2 separate regions of the Homo sapiens genome follow, and region 2 is linked to region 1. Evidence: read pairs that join two places in POLR2A ChIA-PET (ENCODE). Cell type or tissue: OCI-LY7. All regions are shown on one strand. Each heading gives the region's core, and the rest is flanking DNA. Links, peaks and the distances in the headings are about the cores only.

Region 1 (3,029 bases), core at 286-2,785:
AGGGAGATGTGATGACCTGAGTGACTTAGGATTGAGTCCCATGCCTCTCTGAAGCCCTTTCTAACCCCTGGACTGAGAAGAATTGCCTTGGAGCATTCCAGCTTGCTATTATATAAGTTGATTTTTTTTTTTTTTTGAGACGGAGTCTTGCTCTGTCACCCAGGCTAGAGTGCAGTGGTGCGATCTCGGCTCACTGCAACCTCTGCCTCCCAGGTTCAAGCGATTCTCCTGCCTTAGCTCCCGAGTAGCTGGGATTACAGGCACCCACCACCTTGCCTGGCTCTTTTTTTTTTGTATTTTTAGCAGGGACGGGGTTTCACCATCTTGGCCAGGCTGGTCTCGAACTCCTGACCTCAAGCAATCCACCCGCCTCGGCCTCCAAAGTGCTGGGATTACAGGCGTGAGCCACTGTGCCCAGCCTTAGAAATTCTTTTTTTGTTTGTTTGAGACAGAGTCTTGCTCTGTTGCCCAGGCTGGAGTGTAGTGGCTTGATCTCAGCTCAATGCACCTCCACCTCCCGGGTTCAAGCGATTCTCCTGCCCCAGCCTCCCGAGTAGCTGAGACTATAGGCATGCATCACCACTCCTGGCTAATTTTTTTGTATTTTCAGTAGAGATGGGGTTTCACCATGTTGGCCAGGCCGGTCTTGAACTCCTGACCTCAGGTGATCTGCCCACCTCAGCCTCCCAAAGTGCTGGGATTACAGGCGTGAGCCACTGCGCCCAGCAGAAGTCCATTCTTGAAGTAATGATTGGGTTAAGGAAGGACTATGGGCTTCTTGAGGGCAAGAATGGCATTGTGTTTCTGTCTGTATCCTCACTCTTCATACATAGCACCCAGCATGTTTCCCTACACACAGCAGACATCACTTAATTGTGAACCAAAAAACTGCAAGCATCTTTCTTCATTCACTGTGTATCTTACTGCTGTTTATAGAAGACTTGCCCTTGCTGTGCAAAATGCCAGTCCCTATTTGCCTGGGTTTTGTCATCTTTTGATCTCTTGTGCTGCCAGAAGGCCTCAAAGCATAAGTTTGAATGGGGCTTGGACTCCGAGACCCATAGAGCTAAGCTCCGTATAGAATTCCCTGAGGGAAGCCTTTTCCTTTCCATCTCAAGTCCGGCATATTGCTCTATAACACTGGTTATGGTGATGCTGCAGTTTTAATTTTACCTTTTGTGTTTGTTCTAGAGCCACTTTAAAGGACTCTCTTTGGGTCTTTCCCCTAATCCTCCTTTCTGACCCCCAGCTTCCCTTGGTCCCTCGCTTCCCTGCAGCCACAGCTGCCTGGCTCCAGGGCACTCAGACGGCACTGTCGCCTAGGCAACCCAGAAAGGGGCTTCAATCTACTGTCTCCCCAGAGGGGTTGGGCTGGCCCTGAGCCAGGAAGAGGCAGGGGGCAGGGGACCTGTACCAGCCCTGCACAGGGCATGTCGGGAAATAAACAGACTACTGGTGTGCTGTCTGCATTAAGAGATAGGGGGAATGTCATGGGTGTGTTGTCTGTGTGTTATGTAAGCAAACAGCCAAGGATGCCACTGCCCGCTGAGAGCAAAGAAATGGAACAAGAGAAAGAAGGCCCTCCCATACATCTTGGACTCAAATCTGCAGTGATGGAGTTAACTGGCCAAGGCTCTGTTTTAGTTTCCTAGGGCTGCTGTAACAAAGTACTACAAACTGGATGGCTCAAAACAACAGAAATGTATCTTCTCACAATTCTGGAGGCTAGAGGTCCAAAATCAAGGTGTCAGCAGGGCCATGCTCCCTCTGCAACCTGCCAGAGAACTTCCTTGCCTCTTCCTGCTCCTAGTGGTTTGCTGGCAATCTTTGACAATCCTTGACTTACAGCCACACATAACTCCAATCTCTGCTTCCATAGTCACATAGCGTTCTCCCTGTTTGCCTCTGTTTTCATGTGGCCTTCTTCATATAAGGACACTAGTCATATTAGATTTAGAGCCCACCCTTGCTCCAGTATGACTTCATCTTAACTAATTACTTCTGCACTGACCCTATTTCCTAACAAGCTCACGCTCTGGCATGGGGATTTGGACTTCAACATATCTTTTTTAGGGGACACAATTCATCCCATAACAGCCTCCCAGATGGGTATGAAATGATGGGAGAGATGGTTTTAGAAGTTCCCATAGTATAAGAGAAAGCCCTTTCTAGGGCTAATTGACAAGACTAAGGAAGCTCTGGAACACCAGGCTGAGGATCTTGGCTTTGTTTAGTAGAGGGGAGCCATGAAGGGTCTCAGAGAAGACAGCAGTGTGGCAATCTATAAGACTCAGGGTTTTTGTCATTGGTTGCTTTTTATGTTTTAGTGCCAGTGAAATGAACCACTCTTTTCTCCAACGCATACTCCCAGCTGCCTCTTTAAGTAACAGCCCTACACAGCCAGTTGTAGCATGACAAAAACCTTCGAAATGAATAGCACAGAGTTTGGTGTGGTTCCGAAGTAAGACTGCCACTTGCCAGCTGTGTCAGCCTTAGTTGCCTCCTCAGTCAAACGAGGATTATAAAAGTACCAATCTCAAAGAGTTGTTACAGGGATTAAATGAGTATGTATGAACTTATATAATATATATATAACATATTACATATATGATATACATACATATATATGTCTAGCTACCTGTCTCAGAAGAAAGCCTGACAAAGTAAGAACTCAGCAAATGTTCACAATTATTATGCAAAGATGAGTAGTTAATTTGGCTAAGGAGTAAAGTAGAAGTCATTATTATTAGTGCTGGTTATTAAGACTTTAGACCCTGGCTGAGCACAGTGGCACATGCCTGTAATCCCAGCACTTTGTGAGGCCAAGGGGGGTGGATCACTTGAGGTCAGGAGTCCAAGACCAGCCTGGCCAACATGGTGAAACCCTGTCTCCACTAAAAATACAAAAATTAGCTGGGTGTGGTGGTACGCACCTGTAGTCCCAGCTACCCAGGAGGCTGAGGCAGGAGACATGCTTGAACCCGGGTGGCAGAGGTTGCAGTAAGCCGAGATCACACCACTGCACTCCA
Region 2 (2,724 bases), core at 225-2,724, 250 kb before region 1:
ATTAAGATTCTTTTTTTTTTTTTTTTTTTTTTTTTTGAGATGAAGTCTTGCTCTGTTGCCCAGGCTGGAGTGCAGTAGCGCGATCTAGGCTCACTGCAACTTCTGCCTCCCGGGTTCAAGCGATTCTCCTGCCTCAGCCTCCTGCGTAGCTGGGATTACAGGCATGTACCACCACACCCAGCTAATTTTTCTATTTTTAGTACAGATGGGGTTTTGCCATGTTGGCCAGGCTGGTCTTGAACTCCTGACCTCAGGTGATCCACCCACCTTGACCTACCAAAGTGCTGGGATTACACGCGTGAGCGACTGCACCCGGCCAGAGAATTTTTTTATTAGGAAGAAAGAGACTAAACTTTTAACAGTGGTCAGCACTTTTTATATACACTTAGGGGAAAATGTTTTTTACCCTTTTTTTTATTTTTTTGAGACAGAGTCTCGCTCTGTCGCCCAGGCTGGGGTGCAGTGGTGCGATCTTGACTCACTGCAACCTCCACCTCCCAGGTTCAAGCGATTCTCCTGCCTCAGCCTCCCGAGTAGCTGGGACTACAGGCGTGTGCCATCACGCCCAGCTAATTTTTGTATTTTTAGTAGAGACAGGGTTTCACCATGTTGGCCAGGATGGTCTCAATCTCTTGACCTCGTGATCCGCCCGCCTCGTCCTCCCAAAGTGCTGGGATTACAGGTGTGAGCCACCGTGCCTGGCCAAACCTTTTTTCTTTAAGAAAACATTTCATGGTGAAAAGTCTCTCACTTTTGTCTCCCAGTCATCCAATTCTTCTCCCAAGAAGCAACCAATTTCTTGTGTTAGAATGTACCTTAAACATGCATTTTCATTAAGTACTAGTCAAATTTCCTATTTAACGGTCTCATCAGATAAACACTATTCTTCCACCCTTGGTAACTGTGGTAGGCAGATAAAAAACCTACTACCATTTCCCTGAGAGCCTCTCTTCCACTAGTCTTCCTGTCAAAGCTTTCTCAGAGCAGTAAAAGAACCCACTCAAACTTTCATCTCAGGCTCTAGCTAAAATTTCTGTTCTACTGAGAGGATGCTCCTAAATAGCCAGAATTCATTTTATATTAAAAAAAAATCTGGACGGACGCAGTGGCTCACACCTGTAATCCCAGCACTTTGGGAGGCGGAGGCAGGTGGATCACCTGAGGTTGGGAGTTTGAGACCAGCCTGACCAACATGGAGAAACCCCGTCTCTACTAAAAATACAAAATTAGCCGGGCATGGTGGCGCATGCCTGTAATCCCAGCTACTCGGAAGGCTAAGGCAGGAGAATCACTTGAACCCGGGAGGTGGAAGTTGCAGTGAGCCGAGATCACGCCACTGCACTCCAGCCTGGGCAACAAGAGCAAAACTCCGTCTCAAAAAAAAAAAAAAAAAAAAAAATCTGTGGATCCCTGAGCTATCCATTAAGTTTCTTCTCTACTCTTTAAGTATTTCCTAGTAGCGAATTCCCACCTTGTTTTTAAAGAATAGTCTGAAAAGGACAATTTTATTTTAACGCAAGGTTCTTTCAGATACAGTATTGTATTTGTGATCCTCTTTGGAGACTGCATTAATATATTCATGCCACAAGGGTGCACTAAATGACTTTTTATTACATACATCAAGATGTATGTAATACGCCTTGTTCTCTCAGATTATTCAACCTTTGCTTTTTTTTTTTTTGAGACGGAGTCTCACTCTTGTTGCCCAGGCTGGAGTGCAGTGGTGTGATCTCAGCTCATTGCAACCTCCGCCTCCCGGGTTCAAGTGATTCTCCTGCCTCAGCCTCCCGAGTAGCTAGGACTACGGGCATGCGCCACCACAACTGGCTAATTTTTTTTTTTTTTGTATTTTTCGTAGAGATAGGGTTTCACCATGTTGGCCAGGCTGGTCTCAAATTCCTGACCTCAGGTGATCCACCCACCTCAGCCCCCCAGAGTGCTGGGATTATAGGCATGTGCCACCGTGCCCGGCCCAACTTTCACTTTTTAAATGTAGCCTGTGATTAATAACAAACCTAATGTCAGCAAAATAAATGTCAATGGTGACAGTAATGTAACTCTCTACTTTACCTTGCAGATTAGATTTTTAAAATCTTGTTCCATATCTACTACTTTATATGCTGTTGGCCTATAAACCAGTTTTAAAGATTGCCATTACAGCTCACAAAACAGTTTACATGGAATCACATTATTATACTCATACAATATGTATTTATAAGTGGCATTTGTTTGAATGTAACAACTAATAACAAACAGTAATATTATTTATAGCTACCATTTATCAATCATCTACTAAGCGGCATCATTGTGATGGATGCTCTATATCATGATCTCCATTCCTCACAATAATTTACAATATAAGTTTTCACTACATTATATAATGAGGAAACTGAGGCTCAGAGATGCTAAGTGACTACTCTAAGGCCACATAAAAACTAAGCAGCAGAACAGGAATTTGAAGCTGGGCCCATATGGCTACAAAACCCAAGCTCCTTCTAGCACACTGTTGCAATGAAGAATAAGAAAATGCTTTCATCTTACCCATAGTCATCTATCAGGTGAGAGCCAAGTACCACAACATCAAGTTCAAAGAACTCAGGTTCGGTTTTAATGCCAAACATGATCGGGGCAAGTTTAGAATAATCTGCACGGTTACAAGTAGCAACACAAACCCGCAGCTTTCGGTTATTTCCATTCTTCTCCATGATTTGCTTGTTTCGTTTT

What was found. ChIA-PET counts read pairs that join two places held together with the same protein. Peaks named below come from ENCODE experiments on the same cell type or tissue, not always from the same donor. Only the 100,000 strongest peaks of a DNase experiment are listed, where the experiment ranks them.
Region 2: POLR2A ChIA-PET joins it to region 1 with 6 read pairs; 3 of 35 experiments call an interaction of 5 or more read pairs at or near these places.

The regions. Positions count from the first base shown.
Region 1 is chr9:36,498,331-36,501,359 of GRCh38, forward strand. No RefSeq gene overlaps it. Among named protein-coding and RNA genes, the nearest start is that of MELK, 73 kb to the right of the region's middle. In OCI-LY7, for the core only: no CTCF peak of the experiment used is centred there; a DNase peak (open chromatin) is centred at 1,371.
Region 2 is chr9:36,246,651-36,249,374 of GRCh38, forward strand. It overlaps GNE (glucosamine (UDP-N-acetyl)-2-epimerase/N-acetylmannosamine kinase), which reads right to left. Exons shown (of 12, transcript NM_005476.7): 2 at 2,542-2,724. The coding sequence starts at 2,705. Among named protein-coding and RNA genes, the nearest start is that of GNE, 10 kb to the right of the region's middle. In OCI-LY7, for the core only: a CTCF peak has its summit at 1,581; a DNase peak (open chromatin) is centred at 1,601.